Regions from separate parts of the Mus musculus genome. Here all the other regions are linked to region 3. The links are chromatin loops, found by intact Hi-C in ENCODE. Cell type or tissue: heart. All regions are shown on one strand.

What was found. A loop is a pair of places that touch in the nucleus more often than their neighbours do. Peaks named below come from ENCODE experiments on the same cell type or tissue, not always from the same donor. Only the 100,000 strongest peaks of a DNase experiment are listed, where the experiment ranks them.
Region 1: it touches region 3 in a loop (7-fold over the local background); 4 of 42 quality-filtered maps call a loop at or near these places.
Region 2: it touches region 3 in a loop (6-fold over the local background); 9 of 42 quality-filtered maps call a loop at or near these places.

What each region holds. Positions count from the first base shown.
Region 1 is chr8:8,768,011-8,776,010 of GRCm38, reverse strand. No RefSeq gene overlaps it. Among named protein-coding and RNA genes, the nearest start is that of Gm39127, 49 kb to the right of the region's middle. In heart, a CTCF peak has its summit at 5,382; a DNase peak (open chromatin) is centred at 3,450; H3K27ac peaks cover 316 bases.
Region 2 is chr8:8,732,914-8,740,913 of GRCm38, reverse strand. The region is part of intron 2 of Gm39127 (a long non-coding RNA gene); the gene reads right to left. Among named protein-coding and RNA genes, the nearest start is that of Gm39127, 14 kb to the right of the region's middle. In heart, a CTCF peak has its summit at 6,886 (motif pointing right); DNase peaks (open chromatin) are centred at 3,403 and 6,913.
Region 3 is chr8:8,988,991-8,996,990 of GRCm38, reverse strand. No RefSeq gene overlaps it. Among named protein-coding and RNA genes, the nearest start is that of 4933430N04Rik, 140 kb to the left of the region's middle. In heart, a CTCF peak has its summit at 4,012 (motif pointing right); DNase peaks (open chromatin) are centred at 2,230, 4,250 and 5,780; H3K4me3 peaks cover 1,327 bases; H3K27ac peaks cover 5,044 bases.

The DNA.
Region 1 (8,000 bases), 220 kb after region 3:
ACACTGTCGTTCCCTGGGCTGCTGGAGTCCTTTCCAGAAAGCCCTTGTTGAAGTCCCTATCTCGATGTATTTTCTCAATGTTTGTCTTTTGACTCTTCCTGAGTTTGCTTTATTTATGAATGTCCACCAATGGCCCTGTACTACTGCAGTCTCTTTCTTCCCAAACCGTGAGCGGATGTGACAGATGAGCTGCTGTGTGTCTCATCTGACCAGTGTCGGCCATCAAGGGTGTGGCTCTCCCCATAGCATGGTGTGGAAAGCTCTTTCACACGGGCAGGTCTAAGAGAAGGTGAGTAAAACGACCTTTGTAGGTGAGTGACTTTGAGGACGACACCTCACCTCTCTGTATTCATTTCCTCTCAGTGGTAGAGAGACAGCAGGCTATTACACCACCCACTCCACCCTGGAGACAAGGACAGACTTCTTCTTCGCCTTTGTGATGACACTTGGGAACCGGATGGCAACTCCTTGTTGCTGTTCTGCCTCCACTGTTAGAGAGCCTGCATCCTGAGGGCAAGAGCAGGATTTGCAGATCTTTATCTATAGACTAGTTTCTAAAACAGGGCTTTGCCCACTGTACCCTGTGGTCATCTTGTGTAAGGTAATATAGACAACCTCTTCTGGTATGCGTTTTTTGGACACCAGCTGTGGTTTAGAGTCCCCTGCTTCCTTCCTCTCAGGGTGTCCAGACACCTCTACACACTGGGCGAGGATGAATCAGAGTCCTGAATAGGTAGAGCACTGAAGATTCCGGTCCCCCTGGGACTGAGTGCTGGAGGGGATGGGGGGTGACCGGGAGAGAAGGCTTTCTTCCAAGATTTTAGTGTTAAGGTCTTTTAGGTGAAGGCCTCTCTGAGGACCTTCAATGAGACAGCTCGCTGAGTTGATCTTAGCTTGTGAGCATATACACTTTATTTAGGGTGAACCAGGGTTAAATATGGACTCTGGAAAGTGGGAAGGAGTTTTCAGGGTAAATGAAAAAAATCAGTGGCTAGAGTTTTAAAGTTCTCTGTATGCCTCATTTGCATGGAGAGGCATTCCAGGAATCTCAGGTACTTACTAGACAGGGTCTTATCAGGAGGAAGGAAGCTGAACCTGTAATCTCGCCAAAGCTATTCGACTTTATGCAGGTAGAGGGAATCTGGATTAGCAGCTCCCCAGACAATGTCAGAAAAGGAAAAGCCCTGCTGATAAAGGGAGTGCCCCATTTAGCACCAAACTCAGAGGACTGTCTGGATAACAGTAGACTTAGGCTTAATTAGCAGGGCCCAACGACCTCTGCTGCAGTTTGGGTGTGAAATGTCACCCAAATGTCAAAGTGGTGGAGCCTGGTCCCTGAGGGTGTTTAGTAAACAATGAGATTTCTAAGAGGTAGGAAGGAAGGGCACAGACGATCAGAAGGGTTAACAGGACTCCAGCCCATTCTCTTTGTTCTCCTGTAGCCTCCTGACTTCCCCCTGCCCGCTCTAACTGCTTTTATATGCTCTCCTGACCCTAGGCACAAAAGCAACAAAGCCAGTTATGGTGGTATGAACAAGAATGGCCTCCATCTGCTCAGATATTTGAAAGTTTGGTTCCCAGTTCATAGTCTGTTTAGGAATTGTGGCCTTGTTGGAGGAGGTGTGCTACTGAGAGTGGGTTTTGAGGTTTCAAATGCCCATGCCAGCCTGGGCTAGTTAATTCTCTGTGCACCACACTGGTCTCTCAGCTATTGCTCCAGCCTCGTGCTGCCTGCTGCTGTCATGCTGTCCACCATCAAGGTCAAGAACTCTAGCCCTCTGGGACCATGAGCCTGAGTTAAATGCTTTCTTTGACACATTGTCTTGGTCACGTTGGCTTCACTGCAATTTCTCCAATAGCAATTAAAAATTAAGATTCCTGCCATCCTAGCATCCTATATCAGTGTGCCTAAGATCTATCTCATCATTGACCCCCACATCAGGTAATTCTCCCCTCGTGGTCCTTCTATCTGTAACAGGCCCATATTTGCTTAAACACCCTGCAAACCCCACACACTGTCATTGTAGCAGCAGCTGCCTACGGATGAGGCCAGTGTGACATTTCTCCCTGAGTTCTCCTGTTCTGCCTGACACACCCAGTGCCCATCTTCATCACCTCCTGATTCCTTAGACTCCTGATTGCTGTTAACAGGTGTCCCCGCCTCCAGACCTTCTCGGCTTTTTCCGCCCCCACGTTTGCTTCCTGCTTCGTAATAAGCCAGAATCTAAGCTCTGCACAGTTATGGAGGAGTTCGGAGGAAGACTGGTGTGCTTCAAGGGGGAGAGTGGGACACCAAGATGGCTTCCATGGTGATTTCTCCAAAGTGAAAATGTTTGGCATGAAAAACAGTGACAGCAAAGGGCCTAAGACACAGATCACCTCCTTCATGGGACAAGGCTCTGTACAATCTACTGTTTATAAATTACTCTTTCAATGAGGGGTGGCACACACCTTTGATCCCAGCACTCTGCTGCCAGAGGCAGGCGATTTCTGAGTTCAAGGCTAGCCTTGTCTACAGCGTTCCAAGACAGCCAGAGCTACACAGGGAAACTCTTGTTTCAAAAACAAAAATAAATAGATTACTCTTTCACCTTCCTTCTGTGAAAGAAGACACTTACAGGGCGAAGAAGGGATATGCCAAGCAGCGTTGTGGGCAGGGGCACTAGTCTGTGAAAAGAAAGCCAGCTCTGGGTTGGGTCAAAGTAGAAAAGTCAGGAGCTGCATAGAGGAATTCGGAGCTGGAGAGAAACTGAGGGGATGTGAGTCAGGTGACTTCTTCCACAATGGACTGAGAGTCAACACAATGGACTGAGAGTCAACTTGTCTCATGAGATGGGAACCATCCAAGCAAGTGTTTGCTCAGTCTACAACTCTGCATTCGGAAGACGTGAGCATCAGGATGAAAAAGAACAACTGTGACAGGGTCGAAATCAGAAAAACTATTATCATTTACGACTCCTGTCTCTTTCTACCTGCACGGTCTACATTCATCTAGCTACATGTACTGTTAAATGTGAGTTCATTACAATATGGTGGAGGAGTAAGAAGAGGAGAAGGAGGAGAACAACAACAATTGGGGGGGGGGATGGTTGGGGGAGGGTGTAGAATCAAGAACTTGAAAACAGCAGAATAAAAAACATAACCCGGTGCAAAAAGTTGAAACCCACCAAGAAACAGACCCAAATACTGTTGAGATCTTCCTTTCAGAGTTTTAGACTTAACTCAGAAATCATGCTGCCAGCAGATTCCAACCCAGTGACGGGACCCACCAGACACACTCCCTGTGCACAGCTGCTGTGTGCGCTGCATCCCAGAAAGTCTTGCCAGCATCTTCCTGGGAAAGGAAAGCTCTAGCTTGGGTTGTTCAAGACATAGGCCGGCAGCTTTCCGCTTCCCACATAGTGGGGAAACAGTTGGATTACACATCAGGATCTGGAGACTCCAAACAATAGGACCAGGAAGCTAATGGGACCAGGACAAGGAAACTGCTATGACTCCACACTCCATAAAATGCAGACTAGCATCAGAGAACAAGTTACCCCTGAAGAAACAGGGCAAGTCAAGCTGATAAAAAAAAAAAACTGACGGGAATACAAGTGCTGTGAGGCGTTGCCAGGGTGGGATAGGACATTTTTCTGTTGAAGAGTAATGTTACTCCCCAGAGCTGCACAGGCAATGTGAAATTAGTGGGAGGAAATGTCATTTATGGTGCCTTTCTGACTATAACTCAATCACTGTGTGCGTAGGTGTTACGGTTTAGTGTAAAGAACGTGTTATCACCTTTTTAAAAAGACCACTGTATGGCTTTCCCTGTACCTTTACGGGGCATAAATAAATGTACATTGCGCGAGTCAAATGACAGAGCCCGCTCGGGGATTGGATTTTTGTTTTCAGCATTGTATAAAATAAACTGTTTTTTCTAACAGATAATTAACATTTCACGGAGTCTGGTTCCCTGGCGGCAATGGGCTCTGGCTGACTCAGGAACCACAATGGCATGGTGACCACCTCCTCTCCCTCACAACCACACAGTGGTTAGCAAAGGCTGAGGCGGAGGTGGCCAATAAAGCTGCAAACCAGACGCCTTCTCTCTGCAGTCTTGGGTCCCCCACTCCCCTTCTCTGTTCTCAAGGTCCACAGTATTCTTGTGTTCACCTTGGCTCCTGACACCACTGTACTCCAAGGCCCTTATTTGCGATAACCCCTGTCATGTACCTGTGAGCATGGCCTACGCAAGAGAATAGCTTTTCAGCCCTTCTCAGAAGTCCTTTGACTTTCTTGGTCTCAATATATCTCAGCTCCCAGGCCATCCCCCTCAATGACCAGGCTTTCCCAACAGCCTTGGTACCTGTCTGGCTTCCTTCTTGCACAGTTGTTTGAGTTCTCCAAATAATCAGATCCCACTCTGAACACAGGCCACTGAATAAGGTGAGTCAAAGATATTTGGGAACAAGAGGACCTCATGAAACTCTCCCAATGTGCGAAAATATGTTAGTAGTGTTAAGAAGCCAGTCCAGCCAGGAAACTCCTCCTGCTATATTGTCCCCCGGCCTGGAGACTCACCCCACTCCCAACATACACACATTCCTTGGACATAGGCTGACACTGGAATAGACCTGGAAGTGTTAAACTGTGATAAACTGATTGCTGAAACCACCACATTCCTGGGATGTGAGGATCCCAGGGAGTGGATGGCAGGCAAGCTTCTGGTGTCCAAGGAAGCATGCACTGTCCCCAGCCTGTCCTCAGCTTGATCTTCCCCAGATCTCCACTGCTTCACCATTCCTTCAGAACCCCCTGAGCTAGGTGTCCTTATATTTGTTCAGCGCCTCCAACACATTCCCCGATATGGTTTGGCCCACAAGGCCAGGACACCTGGATTAGAGAGCAACCTAGAATTTTGTCCTCTTTGATCATGGGCTGCATTCACAAACCAATAGCATGTGCAAAAACAGAGACATCTCCCACCCTGAGTCACTACACGCTAACACCCAGAAAGTGTACCAAAACCCAGATGTGTATGGCTTAGATCAATGCTTTCTAACTTTAGTATGTATCAAAATTTCCTGTGGGTATGGGAGGAGCCTAAAGTAGGGTCCACATTGATGGCTCGTTCCTCCCCCCAGAATGGAATATGGCTCCTAAAAGAAACTGAACCTGGTAGTTTGGTTTCCATCTTTTGATAATGTGTGCCAAGTTCTGTGGCTCCCTGAACTTGAAAGAGAAGATCTTCACACAAACACACACACACACACCTCAAAATGAGTGAGCGTTCACCCTAGAGGGAGATGCTTTCTCAGCAAATGATGTCCAGGGTGAGTTCTCTGACTCCTTTCCTGGCTCAGTAGCTCAGGCCCGACCTACACCAAGTGTCTCTTCTCACCACCAGCAGGGGCAACAGAGCCCACCCTGTTTTCAATGACTCTCTTCCTTTCCGTTGTCATGGCTGTGCAGGCTGCCTGCTCTGCCTGCCTGGAGCTCGGGTCCTTAATCACCAGTCACCACTTGACACCCACAAAGTGTCTCATGGAAGCTAATGCCCATCCGCCCTCGAGAGCACCTGAAATTGATGTCACAGGCACAACCTTCACCCTTTAAGTCGTTCTGCAGCGAACATCGCCACAGCAATAAGAGAAGCGGGTCATACAGGTACTCACCTCTAAAACTGAGGTGGGTACCCCATGAAAATAATGGAGCTTTTCAGCACCTGCAATCGTCTTGGATTCCCTCGGGTCTTATAAAAATCAATAAGATCATTTATGAAAACATGAAGTTTGGCCAGACACATTCTTTGGTTTCTAGACTTTAGTGCATCCACCACTACCACCGTAATTCAAATAAAGTTGCGTCCATAGCTACCATTAGTTACCAAATAACTTGTGACACAGAGGTTTCCACCTAAGCCCTTCTTCTGACACACTGCTGAGGTGTTAAAAAAAAATCTGCAATGAGACTTGACCTTTTAGTTCAATGGTAAGGAGCACACTGATTGATTAGTCATGGAGATGCTTGCCATGGAAAAAGGAGTCTACACACACACACACACACACACACACACACACACACGCTGAGTTCTCCGCTATATAATTGTGTATTTTTTATAGTTACTATTATGGTTTAGATCTGAAATATCCCTCGTGGACTTATATTTAATAGAAACTTAGTCTCCTGCTGCCGGTAGCGTTTGGGAGGACTTGGGGGACTTACGGGGAGGGGTCTCCCTCGCCTTAAATAGATTTCTTGGGTACAGACATTATGGGCTATAACCAGCCCACATTTCAACCAGAGACCCCTTTTTCCCCAGTATCCTCAAGATATAAGAAGCTGCACCCCCAGCTCGTATGTTATGGCTTCACATGCCAGTGGCAAGTCTTTCCCTGCACGGTGCACCATATCCCCAACCAAACGCATTGAGCGTAAAGTCATTACTGCCAGGCTGTTATTTCAGCAGTGAGAAAAAAGAGCCAACGGAGGCATTTACAACTGAAATGGAAGTGGGCACTGCCCCGAAGGTAAGGGGAGACTTTTAGGAAATACAACTCTTCTGAACGCTCTAAAGTCTAATAAAAGACTCCTTGAGCTTGGCCCCAGGTGCAGCCATGGTTGCCAGGGCGTTCTGAAAGACTCGCTGCAAGTCACAACACCTGCTCTCCTTGGAACAAGGCCGGACCTTTGTCCCCGGGAAATGCCGCTCTCCTTTAACATGGTATATGACGTATATGAAGTGAGCAGCCCCAAATATAAAGCGAATCTACAGTAGCGGTCTTCAACTGGGAGTGTTCCAGTGTATGTCTCTGCCACATACCAAAAGCAGCCTGGGGTCGGGTTTATTTGACTTATGTTTCTACATCACAGGCGTTGAGGGAGGCCAGGGCAGGAGCTCAATGCAAAGATGAAGCTGAGACCATGGAGGAATGATACTAACTGGCTTTTTCCTTGGGCTGGCTCCTCCCCCAGCTCGGTCCCACCTGCCTAGGGATGGCAGTGCCCACAGTGGGTTGGACCCTCCGAGGTCAATTACCAACCAAGGAAATGCCACATAGACAAGCCTATGGGCCAATCTGATGAAGGCAATTTCTTGACTGAGGTTCCCTCTTCCCAGGTGACTCTAGTGTATGTCTAGTTAAAAAATAAAAATTAATCAACAGAAAATGGTTTCTTTCCTCACTCCTCCACCCCACCCCGCCATAAGGAACATTTTAAAATGTCCTGGGGTGTTTCCTAAATATGACAACAAGTAGAGAAGCAAGGTATGGACAGGCCAGCTCCCCAACTGTCCAGAGCTACAGGGCTTGCAATGTGAGCAGTACTGAGCTGGGAGACGCTGGTGCAGAGCAATGAAATTCAGGACCTGAATCTGTGATTCATCCACTAACTTCCATAACTCCTCTCACCAAACTGAGAGTGCAGTCCCGCTGCCCCACTCCCCAAGAGGGAAATGACTCTGATTCCTGCCTTAGGCCCGAGAAAAATGCTATCTGTATAATGTCTTCCACAAATTAAGGGGAACTGTGTTTATAAATTCCTACGGCCCCAGTATTTCTGCAAAACCAGATGCATGACAAACGACTTACACCTTCCAATATGAGCGTGACACCTGCAGCTCTGGCAAATTTGTCTCTGTGGCTGGCAGGGTAGCCTGTCATACCCTGACCACAGTGCAGGGAGACTAAACAAGGCTTCCCTTGTACTCCCCGCTCACAAGCGACAAATGATAACTGTCCTTGTCTCCCATTTTTTTAGATCAAGATATTTTTCATGATTTCTGATTCCCCCACCTTTGAGAAAGAAAAACATTGTGCTTAACATGCTACAAAAGTTAGAAAATAAATATTAAAATCTCAGTTCATTTAAAACCTGAAGAAAAAAGAAAAAAAAAGAATTGTGGTATTTTTTTCCTCTCTCTCTCTCCTGATCAAGTAATGAACAAAATCAGCTACAATTGTAGACTTTTAAACATCTTAAACTGCAGCATTTGCTGTAATGGGTCTGTGGTTTTG
Region 2 (8,000 bases), 260 kb after region 3:
ATGAAATTACAAAACTCACAAAAATAACTGCGGCCATTGATTCTCCCTGGGGTTCGACTGGTTATAGGGTACCCAGATTGCACTTCCTGGGTATGGCTACGCCATTTCCAGAGTAGGCTGACATTTGAGCATGAGGGCTCAGTAATGCAAGGGGCACTAATGCATGTGTATGGGCATCGTCTGATTGTTGGAGGACCTGGAGAGAGCAGAGGCAGAGGAAAGCGAGACAGCCCTTTAGTCAGTCTCCCTTGAACTTCGAGGTGAGGCATCTCATCGAGTGCCCCACTTGGACCTAGGGTCAACACTCTCCCACCTTGTTATCAAGCTTCCAGGTATGACATGGGTCACACAGCTTTCATTGTTCCTCAGGTTGAACTTGGTGGGCAGGGGATGTCTCTGTCTCCATAATCACATGAACCAATCAGTGCTCCATCCTGTCCTCCTTCACATGCTTGAAAACATAGATGGATCTCCTATTGGCTGTCTTTTTCTGGAGACCCATGACTAGGACTGTAACTCACATAGTTGTTTTAAGTGACCATGCATGATCTGTGCAGATCTGTCGTCTCAGTTACTTAGAAGGCTGAGGCAGGGAAATCACATGTTCAAGTCCTGTCTGGTTTGCACAGGAGTTCAAAGGGAGCACAGGCAACTTAAAAAGACTGTCCCAAAATCACAAGGGAAGGGGGATCTGGGGACATGGCTCCGCGGTAGAGCACTTGCCTAAAACATGTGCACTGGGCTCACTCTTGTTACTACAGAGAATAAAATAAGAGAAACTAAAAGGATCTCAGACCCTTGTAAAGTTATTTTAAAAATCCCCCAACATTTTGCTGAGAAGACAAAAAGCTCTGTCCCCTCATTCCTGCCACTTTCTGTTCTACAGCCCCCAGGAAAGGAGGGCAAAATGTTATAAGAAGGTATGGTGGTTTGAATAAGAATGGCCCCCAAAGTCTCATAGATTTGAATGCTTGGTCACCACGGAGGGGCACTATTACGAGGTGTGTCCTTGTGGGAAGAACTGTGACTCTGGGGGACAGGTTTTGGGTTTCAAATGTTCAAAACGGTCTCAGCGTCTCTCTCTTCCTGCTGCCTGTGGATCTGGATGTAGAACCCTTGGTTCTTCTCCAGCGCCATGTCTGCCTTTGTACCACCATGCTTACCACTATAATGATAATGTACTAAACCTATGAACCTATATGCTACCTCAATTAAATGAATTCTTTTATAAGAGTCATGGTGTCTCTTCATAGTAACAGAAGCCCTAAACATCATAGAAGTTAGTACTAGGGACTGGAGTATTGCTGTGATAGGCCTGACCATGCTTTTGTTTGAAGGAATGTGGATTTGGGGTTTGGAAAGCAGTTGAATGCTTTAAGTGGGGTTTAATGGATCATACTCATAGGAGCATGTAAGACAGTGGTACTGGGGGTGATCTGAAGTGTAGGGGGCATGAGTCAAGAGGTAACAGAGGAGAAGAATATTAATATGTGGCCTAGAGACCTTTCTTGTGATATTTTGGTGATATTTATATGGCGGCTTTCTGTCATTGTCCAAAAAATATCTGCCCGAGGATAAATTGAAGACTTACAGATTAACAGCTTTGGCAAAGGAGATTTCCATACAGCCCAGTATTAACTGTGTCGCTTGGTTATTAGTAGGACATGGATGCAGATCTACAATGAAAAGGAGCAATCTGAACAAAGTGTACAGTTTGAGGAGAAAAGAAACACTGGGGGAAAGTCTACAGAAAAGCCTGATGCTAAATGGAACAAAGGGAGTGGTGACCTCAGGGCAAGACCCCACACAGCTAAGCTTCCAACATATATATATACACTACCTTGGTGGTGCACGCCTTTAGCCCCAGCATTATGGAGGCTGGAGTAGGCAGATCTCTGAGTTTGAGGCCAGCCTGGGCCACAGATCAAGTTCTAGGACAGCCAAGCTTAGGTAGTAAAGGAAACGATTGAAAATAGGAAGCTGGTGAAAATGCATTTAAATAAAGTGACCTTTTTCCACATGGTACTGGCTTTAGAGTCAAGGATACAAGAGAGGGGTTATGGAATCTCTGGAAACCAGAGACCAGGTGCGTAGCAGGGATATCCCTTCATGGAAGCCCAGAGAGACCTTCTCCTGAAGCTGTGAAGAAGAAGCCTGCATTGCCGTGGAGACCTCTCAATGTTAGAGACACCAGAGCCCTGGGATATGGACTCAGAATATCTGCCAACAGGGAGTGGAAACAGCCCAGGAGAAAGAAGTGTGGTGCAGTCAATAAAGCTGAAAGAAGTTGGAAACCTGAAGAGCACTTTGACATCAGACATGGAGGTGCAGAGTTTAGAGTTTGCCCGGCTGGTTTTCAGTCTTGCCTTGGTCTAGTATTTCCTCGTATCTTTCTTTCCCTCCCTTTTGGAATTGGCATGTATATCCTGCGCCATTGTATGTTACAAGTATGTGATCTGCTTTTTCATTTTGATTTTACAGATGGTTATAGTTAAGAGACTGCCATGAATCTCAGAAAAGACTTTGAACTTTGGACTTTTGAACAATGTTGAGACTATTATAGACTATGGGGACTTTTGAAGTTGGACTAAATGCATTTCTGCATTATGATATTTCTACAAGCCTTTGAGAGCCAGGGAGTGGAATGTGATTATTTGAATAGGAATGGTCCCCCATAGGCTCAGTGATTTGGATCCTTGGTTATCAGAGAATGGCACAACTGGGAGGTGTGGCTTTGTCCGAGAAAGTGTGTCACTGGTTTCGAGGTTTCACAAATAGTCAAGCCAGCCCCAGTGTGATTCTCTCTTCCTGCTGCCTTCAGGTCCAGATGTAGAACTCTCTGCTCCCTTTTCAATGCCTCATCTGCCTGCACGCCACCATGCTTCCCATCATGATAATGGACTAAACCTCTGAACTTGTAAGTCAGCCCCAATTTGTGCTTTCTTTTTAAGAGAACCAAGCTCCGTTCAGTGGTTAGGTCTAGGGGAGAAGCTCCCACATTCTGTAGCAGACAACACCTCTAAGAAAAGATAGGAGATGTGCGAGGTAAGACAAAGCTAACGAGAGAGAAAGAAGTGGAGAGCCCCAAGCTTCAACAGACAAGAATGGATGAGTATACAGAGCCAGACCATAGGTAAAGATGCAGAAGGTCCTGTGCTGCTGGCTTTCTGTACTTTGCTGGGCTGTGCTCTGACCATACCTTCCCAACTCCCCAGAACCCTGAATGGTCAGGTCAGGCCCACAATCACCATTTCACAGCAAAGGAGACCAAGGGTCAAAGAGACTTGCTTTGTCTCCCCAGCTTCACCCTCCTGCTCTGTCTTACTGCCTTCCTTCTGTGAGCCGAATTGTTGTGGAGTAGGAAAAGCGCTCTCATGAACCACAGGCACACAGCTAAGAACAATGGGTGGAAGCTGAGCTAAGCCAGATCTCAGCCCCACATCAAGAAGAACTCCAGTGCCAAGGCTGTGTCCAGACAGAAGGTACTGCCTTTGGAAACTGAGTTTCCCATGGCCAGAGACATTTGAGCACAGTTGGGCGGGGGGAGTGGGGGGGGAGCTGGAAAGGATAGTGGACTAACAAAAACCCAATGGATCAGATGCCTTTTTGGCTCCTCCCCACACACTCATCATCTTAAAATCATTTTCCAAACTCAGAGGAGAAAGGCTCGTCCTTACCCCCACAACATTTCCTTCCAGCAACCAAACAGGACACTACAGAAAAGAGCTGTCCCAAGAGTGAGCTTAGCCCTTCCCATGAGGGAAGCTGACTCCAGCATCTTGGTACAAGGATGTCTCAGCTAGGAAGTGTCCAGAGCCTCCATACTCCGCAGCATACAACTGGCAGCCTCTTCTGCCTGTACGACCATGCAGTAGGGGGTGGTAACCCAATACCTTACAAAAAACCAGCAGAATGAAATATAAACTACAAACCAGCACAGCTTCCCTGACACGACATTTTGCAGAGAAAGCCGGTGGCGCGAGTGTTTAAGCGCCTCACAACGTCTACATTGTACTGTGGAGTTATTTTTAATGAAGCTGTTATTATGCCACAAAAATGCAATAAAACATCTGAAACCTGAAGTTTCCTATTTTTATCGACTCCTGTAAAAACTTCCAAAAAAGTAAAAAAGATTTGTTTTCAAATGTATACGGGAATAATTGGATAGAGAGTTTCCAAGCCAACTTTCCACTTGCAGTGAAATCTAGAGAGTATTGTTTCATAAGCCACCAAAAATATGAAGGACAGATGAAATATTATGGAATATTAAACTAATCAAATATAACATACCTTAGAAGGAGCCACTGGTTCACTATCCCCTGGTGTAGGTCAGCACAGAGGTCTCTTTTATACAATAATATAGTGTTCACAAATAATCAGGTTTTACCTGAGTAGTGAAGTACTTCTGGATAGAAAAGCTGTCTATGTGAAATTCTGAACATGAACCCAGAGTGTGAAGGGCTGGTTCTCTACTGACCAGTCCAGAAGCATCGCATTGTTCTGAGCGGTTCACAGAGACAATCGACTGGCGCCTTGACTTCTCTCTCCCCAGGACAAATCTCAGCTGACCCTTGCTGTAAGCTCGGGAAACTATCATGCAAAAATGCACAACCGTGAGGGTTGAGCAAATGAACGCCGGTGCACAGAGTTTGTATGCAGTGGCATTTGCCACAGAAACTTCTGCAAGCCGACCAGATCTTACCATGTCCTTAAAGGTGCAGCTGCACAGTAAGGCCTCTCCCGGGTTACGATTTCAGATTCAATTTTCAACTCTCACGTTTCTTCAAAACATCCTTAAACTCGGGGACAGCTGGACTCCAAACCCACTTCTTCACTCTGCAGATGTCTTTTCCAGAACATTCATTTCAGTTGGAGGATCCAGTGCAAGCTTTCCCATAAGCAACTTCCAACACGAAGTTCAGAGTGCCTGCCTGCCTGCCATCTGGCTCTGCCAGCAAGAAGTGTTTTCTGGATCACAGCTGACCATCCCCCAGACTAGACTTACAATCTTTCCAAAGATGCCATCAGTCTCCTCTTTCATTCCAAATGGATGGAATTGTAGATGGACTGCTAACCAGAGGTGACCGGTTTGGAGTCGTACTTTGTCTGCTTAAGCTGATTTTAAATAGCTTGGGAGCTGGAATCACTTAAGAGTATCACTGCCCTTGGAAACCAACCCAGGATTTGGCTTTTGCTGTGTGACAACTGCTTCTTTTTCAAAAATATTCTTGGGAACTCCGTGTAACAGAAGCAGCCTCGGTTTCAGCTGGTTGTTGGAAGCCTGATGTTGACAGGCCGACCTAGAACTGGTTCATTTCCTGTCTCTAGGCAGCAGTTCCAGCCATAGAGGTCTACGCTAACATTCTCCAAATGACCACATTGAGCATGAAAAAAGCAATATATCAGGGAGGTACCCCAAGGCCTGGGCTGTGCGTATTCATGAGAATGAGAAGAGGTTTTAGTCTGGGTGCTTTTTATTATTATTATTATTATTATTATTATTATTATTATCATCCTTGGTCACTGTCAGATTAATGCACAGTATATTGACCAAAAAAAAAAAAATCAAGGCTGTGTAGCCTGAGATCTCTTTAGTGCTCTCTCCCACGGCAGAAATGTTTCAGGTGATGGTTTTGAGACACATCGTAAGCCACACGAGAAGAGATTCTTATAAAAACCTGCCCGTCTTTGCTCTTTATTGTGTAGAAACGGGTGAAACCAGCACCCATGTTGGCAGTAGATAATATTCTCATCTTTACCACACAAACTAGTAGAAACCGAGGACATTCCGATGCCAACTCATTAGCACAGAATTGAGCTTTGAGTTCTGAAAGATACTATGAAACTATGCAACCAAGTCAAGATTCAGGACAGGACCTGAATCGTCTGAGCCATACAACAATGGCAGTCTGTTCATGTTGCTGAGTGCTCGAGTGTGGGTGATCTATCCCTCTGTCCTGGGAGGCCATGGCTTCACCTCGGTACACACTCTCTGTATGTGAACACCTGGATGCATGCCCAATACACTCATGTGCCAGGGTGCACTTGTGCTGGCCTTAGAATGTCACAGTGCAAGATGGGCTAGCTTTTGTGTCTCTGCCTTGGCATTCCCATAAAGCCCACTCCTGTCCATGATGTTGTCAAGATGAGTTAAAATATTCCCATCTGCTACAGGAAATACAGAAGGAATGTGTGTTTTGGTGCCTGACCTCAACTACCACCACTCCTCGGACAGAAATCTTCCAACGGACTCCCAAAATACAATTTCAAAAAGCTGTGTCTGAAAAACAGCGGGACAAGTTCCCTGTTCAAACCCTTGACCACCTCCAAGACCCTTGGTACTCTGCCCCACTATCCTGGCTCTGCCCAGCACTGCTCGCACCTCTCCCCGGTGGCTCAGAGTTAAGCTTATAGAGAAAGAATTTATAAGTAATTGACTGAGGTCATCTGCCTCTCAGCGTGAACATGTGACGTCAGCCCAGGATCACATGAAACTTTGGTTGCAGGAAAAGCTTCCAAGCCCTCTTTGCTTCACAACTGCTCACCCCACTGTTTGCAAGATATAACTACCAATCAGATGTACCAGTTAAATACGCGAGTTTCACTCAAATTGCTACAACCAATGTATTTTATAGCATTCTGCTTCATTTATATCACAATTCCAATACAATGAAATTATCTTATTTCTTTTTCATCAATCAATTTTTGTGAATAATAACAGAACATATCTTGCAGTTTCTGGGCTGACATTCTAGTGGTTAACACAACAGTTTTACATCCTCTGACTTACGAGTCCTTTCCTTCTCTACCTGAAGTCGTATCTTTTCAGTTGTATTTGAACTGCAGCTTTTGTGACCCCGGTGTCAGTGCATGGTTTGCCTTGTTCACCACTAGGGGGAGCTTAGCCTAATATCAGTGATCCAAGGTGCAAGATGGGGAGAGAGGGAGGGTAGAAGCCTGTGAGGACAGCAGGTGAGCTTTGCTGGACATCGGGGCTCTTTAAAGGGTTCAAGATAACAATGACATGGTTGTCTGATAAAGAAATCACACCCTGGTGAAAGCCTGCCATAGTGAGAAGCTTCCTTCTTCTGAGATGAGCAAGAGGAATGTTCCACTCCTGCATTGCCTCTTAGGAGTGAAGGGGTTTGTGTGTGTGTGTGTGTGTGTGTGTGTGTTCACGCACACCTGCCTGCCTGCCTATCTATCTATCTATCTATTTATCTATCTATCTGTTCGTCTGTCTGTACGTACCTATGTAGGTAGGTAGCTGGGTATGTATGTATGTATGTAGCTGCTACCCAAGGGATTTGTGCACACTAAGCACATGCTATACCTCCTGCTACAGGAGAGAGATAAAGAAACAACCATCTTCAACAAGTAACACAATCATAAGCATACACCTTGTTTCCCTATTTAACAAAACCACTGCTTGCAACACATATTCCCTCATAACTACAGGGACAAGACTCTGTGTGTGTCCATAAAGTCCCAGGGGCAGACCTGGGGAGTGGGCAGTACCAGAAGTCCCAGCAGCAGAGCTCTTCACCCAGGAGTCATGTCACTGCTCCTGTGCCTTAGGAATAGGGCAAAAGTCACTGATGACATGGACTCAGACACCAACAGTGAGCGTGAGGAAGGAAACTAGGTTTTGTCACTTCAGCTTCTGGGTGGTATTGTTCCAGCCAGGAGCATGTCCCCAGAAAGAAAGACATCCAGGAGAAAGGAAGGGGGAGAGAGAAGGAAGCAACAAACAGAAGGGTGACTGCTTACGTTACCAAGCCCAAGGAGCAAGAAAGCACCTCACAGCACTCCATGCCTGGGAACGTTGACATCAGTTCATCCTCGGTCAACAGAGGTGCCACAGTCACTCCCCCAGAAAATACATGTGAGTGCATATCTCCAGCGCTTCTTTTCCAGAGAAACAGACCTCATGGAGTTGGTTGCAGGACAGAGGGAGGAGACAGATTGCCACATGAATCAGTAGGGCTGGAGAAAATGGG
Region 3 (8,000 bases):
ACAAGGCAGTCATAACAACACCGAGTCATAACAAGATAGTCACAGGTTGTCACACAACCTTTTGAAAACAAGGTAGGGTTGGAAGATGGTTATAAACAGCTTTTTGAAACAAAGAAAACAAAACAAAACAAACAAAAAAATCCCATGATTTCGATTTCCATTCCTGGGACAGGCAATACAGAACATTGTAGGTAAGGTCATAGGTGTGGCATAGCCCAATCCTTGAGAAACAGAGGTATAGCATAACAAGCACAAACAGGGATAAGCTTAGCTTGTTGTTACTGTAGGATGGCTTCTAAGCCTAAGAGAGAGGCAGGCTGGTTTTTCAGCTTCTCATTAAGAGAATCAGTATTGTGTTCCCAGCATCCATTATCAGAATCCAACTAACTGCACCTCCAAGGAGATCTAATACCTTCTCTGACCTCAGTAGGCACCTGCACATACATGGGGTACATTTTCACACACACACACACAGACAGAGGAATGCAAGGGTAAACAAAGGTAAATCTTTACAACCATGTCTTTAAAAAGAAAAGAAGGATACAGACAACACCAGGAAATGCCCCTTAGAGACAAATGACCTGTTCTCTGGCCTTCTCCATGGTCTGCCTGCTTCTGCTATGATTCAAAGCAACTCTGAGGTAGCTCGCAGCCCCTTCTGGGAGACAGAATTAGTGTCTTGTCTATGAATATTTCCATTTTGCTGTGAAGCAGAACTTACCTGCACATCCCCTAGAACCTGGTCAAGTCAAACTGAATCCACCGTATGTATTCACTAAGAAGGAAATGCCTGCTCCCCTAAGAGGGAAACCATCTATTTGGTGGCTTCTTCCCAAGACAAAAGTGGGTCTCAAATACCACCCGTTTCCAAGCGAGTCAAAGAGCAACTCAAGGTTCTCTAATGTATACAGATCTGAAAGCCTGTCTGAGATCCCACCGGTTCTAGACAGTTTAAACCTCCAAGATGGTTCACAGAAACTCAGCAAAAGTTGTGAGTGCCCCCCCACCCCCGTGAGTGCCACCCCTGCGGAGGTAAACAAGTGGGATCTATATTTTCAACTGATCTGAACCTGAATCTCCCTGGGTCTCTGTCAATAGCAAGGATTCTTGCTGGGCAACTGCAACCTTCAGCAGAAGCTACGTCCCTGGCCTCAGGATGTATTCTCAGATGCCCAAGCTGGGTTCTCCTTGATGGAGTCCTTAGAACAAATGCTCTCTCTTCCTCCCATCCCCGCAAACCCCTGCACTTCAATCAGAGGAACCAGGAGACTCCAAAGTGCCTTTCACACACCAGCGCCTCGGTGGACTGAGCCTGTGGTTGGAACTCTTTCATCTGCCCGCCTCCTGGAGGAGATTCTCTAATTGATAATGAATTCCTAGGGGGGTGGGGGTGGGGGATACGTGATTTCAGGCTGTAAATTAATAACTCCTTCCAAAGCATAGCACCCAGTTTTTAAAAATAATATTATCTACTACATGGTATGGGTAAATTTTCACAGTAAACTATTCCTAAGAAAGCAAATTTATGATAAGAAAAATTATAATGATTTTTAGTTTGATAGTGCATACTCGAGCAAGTCAATAATTGTAGCGACCTACTTTTCTAAAATATGAAAACCCCACATGTGTTGTCTCAGGCAATTTGTTGAGTTTCAAATTATTTCAAACTGGGAGCCTATATGTAGGGCAGGTGTCTCTTAAATCCCAAATCATGGGTTGCGTGCTGATGCTTGCCTTCAAAGCTTGGGGGTATTTAGGAAAAAAAAATAGTAACAGCAGTGTTGAGAGGAGGGAGGGAGAGAGGAAGAGAGGGAAAGCCGGGAACTGAGGAGAGAAGATGTGGAGGAGGGAGAGGAGGGCAGAGCGGAAGGAGTTAGAGTGGGGGAAGGGAGGCGGAGCAAGGAACAGATTCATTTCCTGGACCACCTTAAAAGCGTTCTTGGTGTTTTAAGCAACCCACAGGCAAGATCCCGGTTAAAGACTGGTGCTAAATCTTTGAATCAATTAATCAGGAGCCTGCGCAGAGCCACCCTACCCAGCTGCATGGACGGCCCGCAACTCCGGGCTGGGGATTCACCAGTTTGCCTCTGTGGCTGCCCTATTGTCGCGCTTGAAAAGAACATTCCCACAGTGCTGGCTCTAAAAACAATAAACATCGTATGTAAAAAGAAATGACATAACCTTGGCACTGATAAGGAGCGTTTCCCAGGGCTGCGGGGACTGTCTCGGGAGGGGCGACAGGCCACCCCCACTCTGGGGCCTGGGAGGAAGTGTCCAAGGAGGCCTGCTGGGGCCCTTGGGCTGTCCCAGCACAAAGAGCTAGGAGTGGGCAGGTCCCTCCCAGCCTCTGGAAAATCAATCTAAGGAAGTCTGATGCCATGGAACGGTTTCCTGTCCACTGTGTGGGAAATCTAGCTGAGTGCAAGCGCTGGTAACAATGGGACAATATATTATAATAAACAGGAAAAATAGCATTGGCCACGGAAATCAATAGCCTGAGTTCACCAGGCATTCATAAGATTGACAAGTGAATAAATTAAAACCAAAAGGTTAGCACACTGAAAGAGAAGTTAATTTTATGTCCGCCCTGGAGCCCCCTCTTTTGAGGCGCAAATTAAGACTGTGTATAATAAAATGAACATAAAGTCTCGAATTTAAAATAAAGCCTTCCTTAGGACTTACATGGTTAGACAAGCAGAGATTCCTTTACAGGCTCCCCCATGCATGGGTAGTCTCAGTCAGGCTGCATTTGCAACCCCCTCCACAGCGTGACCAAAGACTTATTTAAAGAAATTTCTTGCTTTAAATAAACCTGCTCTCAGCAGCCAACTGTTCCTCCAGGAAGTGATGGGACACCCCAATTCACTGTAGAGGCTTACCCAAGCAGAACCGAATGGAGCAGCCTGCACGCTGCTCTTTAATTTAAAGGAGAGAGGAAAAAGCCACTCGAGGCTCCTCCAAACCCCCAAATAATTATAAACAAGAGAACGTAACTGACTCTAGAGCCCACCTGGGTTAAACAAACAGATCAGCTCACAGTCTTCTGGCTTTGTAGCAGCTTCCCTTTCTTAAAAATGTTTTTAAGTTTGGGCTGTCTCTTAAGCCATAAAACTGCTTTAATTAGAATTCACCCGTGAGCATGGCTTGTGATAAAGTGTTCAATGTACCAAATTCCTTCTGATTACTAATAAAGACACAGCCTTGTTGGGCTGGTGGAGCCACGGGCTGAGGGTTTTTGAGACAATTAATTCTCATCCGGGTTCTGCAGCTGAGTTTCACTACAGGTTTGTTTCTCTAAGTGTGGATCTACCCCAGTTTCTGAGCATTTGTTTGATCATATCAGAGTGCAGTAAACAAGTCTCTGGCGGCAGGTGAGCTATTCCATGGACTATCAAGTTTGACTCAAAAACCGCGGGGAAGTTTTGCTGGGCTTTGAAGATGCTCTGGGGTCATCCCTGGTTTCTCCTGTTTTGTTTGACTGTAGCAGTTTCTGCCCAGGGAGGAGCACTGATGGAATCTATTGTTTAGGGAGTTTGAATGGTTTAGTCTTCAGTATATATTAACTAACCAAGGAGGTGCTGGACACATGACGGTGGATTTATGAAACTGTCCACCTGGGAGCTCATTAAAGCATAAATTCAGGACAGCCAGAGTTTATCTAAAATAACCCCCCTGCTATGTTTTAGGAGGTTGTGGGGAGGTTTATAAATAGCTGACTAGAATCCTTTGATCAGTTTATTATATATAATAAATCCCTAAAATTTTAGAGGGGTGGTGAGAATTTGGGGTTGCTGTTGTACATGTTTTGAGGAGTTTGCCAAGGAGGAGCTAAAAAGTCTAATTAATTAATTAATTTTATTTATTTACTTATTATTCATTTATTATAAACTCAGTAAGCTTATATTTAAGGGAATTCACATGTGACTTCTTCATTGCCCATGAGGGTTATTTATTAAATTAACTCGTTTTTCATTCTATCCTTTGCAGCTGATGAAAGAGAAGGGAAGTATCTGCCATCGCCAGCAGAGGGCAGTAGATCCCAGGGAAATTTCTGCTTACTTAAAAGCTAAAGCTTGCTTTAGTAGGCACAAAAAAAAAAAAAAAAAAAAAAAAGTCCTACCGTGAAAGCTTTTGCCAACATTCTGGCGTCAAAACGCAGGAAGACCTCAGCACTTCCTGGAAAATCCACTCTGTTGTGAACCTTCCCACCCAGGACTCCATATTGTCTAAAGCAGCCAGAAATAGAAATTGACTTCCCCTCCTAGCTCTTGGTTTAATTTAGCATCAACCCACCAAGCAGCAGAAAGGGCTGGGGCTGTATTCTGAAAAAGCACAGGGCGCTTTTGCTCAGTGTTAACAGGCATCATCAGGGCCTGATGTCAGCCAGGCCTGCAGTCAGCAGCCAACAGGAGTATAGCACCTTGGGCTTTGTGTCCGCATCCCCGCGGGAAGCTGACCCTGTTCCCTCCCACAGCAGCATTCTTTCCCTATGGCCTTCTCTGTCCGGGTTTTCGCTGTACATCTGACATCGTGGAAACCTTCTGCCTGATCACCCAGGGCTGAAGGAAACATAAATGCAAGCAAGGCTTCAGGTTCACCCTTGGACCTCAGGTTCTCCTATGAACTTTAACGGAGATGCTGGGTTAGGAAAACATTCTTTCTTAGGGCACAGCCCTTGATTCCCCTGTCTCTTGCAATGGGCAAGGGACGTTTATGAGGGCCTGCCTTGTCTTCCATACTCAGCTCTCCCATGACCTTCCCCTTCACAAATCACAACTGCAAGTCACTGTCCCCACCCCCACCCCTGACTTTTCGTGCCTCTGCTTCTGTCCTTGTTTATGAGTCTCACTTCTTACTGCTCCGGATTTTTCCTTGGTTCGGACTCTTCCAAGGAGAGCGAATCTAAGGGTAAAGGGCAAGGACTAACGTGAGCACCTTGAGCACCGGGAGGGTGTCGTGAAACAAAGGCAGCTGTGCCTTATGTAACTGCAGTCAATCAAATTGACTTCGGTGAGTAGGACTGGGGTAATTTCAGTAATGAGTGGGCTTGCTTTTTAAAAATTCATTGTATTATGAAAAGGAGGGGGGAAAAAACGAGTTTCTGAGTAGCTACCTCTCCCGCTGAAGTCGACATGAACTCTAAGGATTTAAAAGTCTTGTCCTTCTTTTAAAAAAAAAAAAGGATGGCACTTTTGGCTTTAAATGTGTCTTTGGGGTTGTATGTTGGTTTGAACTGAGGGACAACACGAAGCCAGCATTTTCAAATATTCCCAATCAAAGCAGAATAAGAACTCATGTTCTTCAAAGAAATGTTGTGTTGTCATTCTGGTAATGCCTATTTACTTTTAAAGGGAAGAAATTAAAACTAAATAAGGGTCATGCAGTCTCTAAGAGCTACACAAACTCAAACTGTCCAACAAGCAGGATTTCTGGCCCCTACTCCAAAACACTTGGCATCTTTCAGCAAGGTCTCACCCCAGATGAAGACTTCCTGTTTCCCTGAACAAAGGACCTTGGGTGATGATCACCTGGTGGCTGTGTCGGCTTTTGAAAGTCACTGTCAACATTTTCTCTGCTGGTCAGAATCCAGAGGATGCCTGTGTGGGCTTGTTCTGTTTTTCGTGTCCCCAGGCTGTAATTATTTCCACTGATCTCAGGGAGCACACACTAGTTCTCAACCCTCACAGGGGTTTATGGGCCGGGGCCGTAGGAAGTGTCTGGCTGTGACTCAAAAACTTGACCTTCAGGCCAGACTCTGAGAGACGCGCAGCCAAGGAGGCCTGCGCAAGCCCTCATCTTCCATTTCCTAAATAAGCAAGCCTGAAGCTGGAGATGTCTCCCAAAGAGGCTGACTCTCGCCAGATGGTAGGATGGCTGGCCCATGCACCCTTGTCCTAAGCCCAAATTTGTTCATCTTCATTTTCATTGGTCAAGATTTTAACATCTGGGCACCGGATAGAAAAATACACCAGCATTCCTCTGCAGAAGTATGCAAAGAATGAAGCCAAGTCGTCTTGAACCTTCTCCAGGCTAAACAGTCGTGGCTCTCTGTGTCTATGGTGTCATAGCCTACCCCCTGGCTTTGCCAAGGCCATATAGCTCACTCACTAAGTTCTTCGTAACCCACAGCTCTGGGAATTGAGCAGTGTGTTCCATGTGGCCTGGCTAACATGGGCTGATGATGCTGGCTCACCTGTGTCAGCAATGCTAAACCATTTCTGTACACCCCAATGACTTTGAGCAACGGGCTAAAAATAGACACATCTAAGCCCTTTTCTTAGAAACGCATGTTTCTAATGACCCAGAAAACTGCTTTTTAAATAAGCAAACTAACAGGGCCAACGCTGGGCATTTTGAGGAGTTTCTTTAGAGGTCTGGTTCTCATGTGGCATTCATTCTATTTCTTTGGTTCTAGTGTGCTTTAAGACCCATACTGATGTTGATCAACTTGAACATCTCACAAAGACCCTACTAGATACCCCTAACTACAGATACTCAAGTTTAAGTCTAAATCAAAAAATGTTACATTTACTCCTGACAGGTGAAATATAGGTGACCCATTAAATCTGAAGGCTAACACATACACACACACACACACACACACACACTAAGTGAGACTTATTTACATGAAAAAAAAATTATTTAGTGCCTCTCCAAAGCTCAGATGTAACTCTTTGCCCATATTTACCAACTTCAGCAACCCTGCCCTATGGAAATGTCTGGATCTGATTGGTTTTTCTAATCAGGCTTTTCTATGGCCAAGATGTGTTGCGCGCGCTCAACTGGCCAGGAAGAACGACGCTGCTACAGGATCCTTCTGCACACGTTTATTCAGTCCTGTTTCTTCTTTCTCTATATTTCCCTTGTTTATATCTCCCTTGTTTTTATATCTCCCTTGTTTATATCTCCCCCGAACCCTGGGCCTCTCACTCCTTTTATACTCTCTCTCACCGCAGGCCACGCCCCCTCGCCAGTCACGAGGCTTCAGCTAATCAGGGCAGCAGGGGCAAATCTCCACCAAATTGGATTCACCTGTGTCCTGGTACACCTGCGCAGCACTCAAGATGTTTGTGTCTTATATGAGGAAGTCAGGTGCAAGTCATATGACTTAGCTGCAGTCCCTGGCGCCTTTGGGACTACCGCCACACCCGCTCCCCACAAAGATGCACCTGGGATCTGTCCTGGGGTCTGTCCTGGGACTGTCCTGGGTCTGTCCTCAAGTGTTCTTGTCTCCTGCACCTACTGCTTCTATCCCTGAACATCAAGGAAGTTCCTGTCCCGATTATTCCCAAGGACACAACTCAGGTTGCTGTTTTTATTTTTGTAATTAAAACAACAACAGCCACAACCTTGGAGACTGTATGTCCCTGAGGTGATTCTGCACACAATCTCCATCTTTCTTTATTATGTATAACCTCCCCCCAAATCTATGAACCCTGCCATTTTTTTCCAGCTGTAACAGAAAGCATAAATATAGACTTAAAAAACCTGGGTTTAAACACTGGACCTACTACCATTTACCAGCCATACAACTTCAGACAAATAAAGAGATATCCTGAGCCTCAGTCGTCTCATTTGTAATATGGAGATACTTAGGGACATTACAAGAGGTTAATGAAATAAAAAATATAAGTTCTAAGAGCTTATATTTAATAATTAATAATTCCTTTAAAATGTCTTCATTCATGAATTTTTTAACTCCTTATAAGAGCTTCAAATTCAAACTGGCAAGAATGGGGATAGATTGCTTCTCGTTTCTCTTTAAGTCCATCACAGGCATAAAAAGAAATAAATCCATAGCAATAAAGAAAGCAAAGGAAGTCATCAGAGACGTGAGTTACTGGAAGACAGCAAGCCAAGTCTGTAGGTGTAGGAGCAGAGGCCCAAGAACAACTCACAGCACAGAGCTATGACGGGGCTTCAGGAAAAAGGGGCACCGCCACACAAAAGGCTGCAGGGTAACAGGGAGGTGCAGGTTTGTAGAGAGTGAGGGAAAAGAA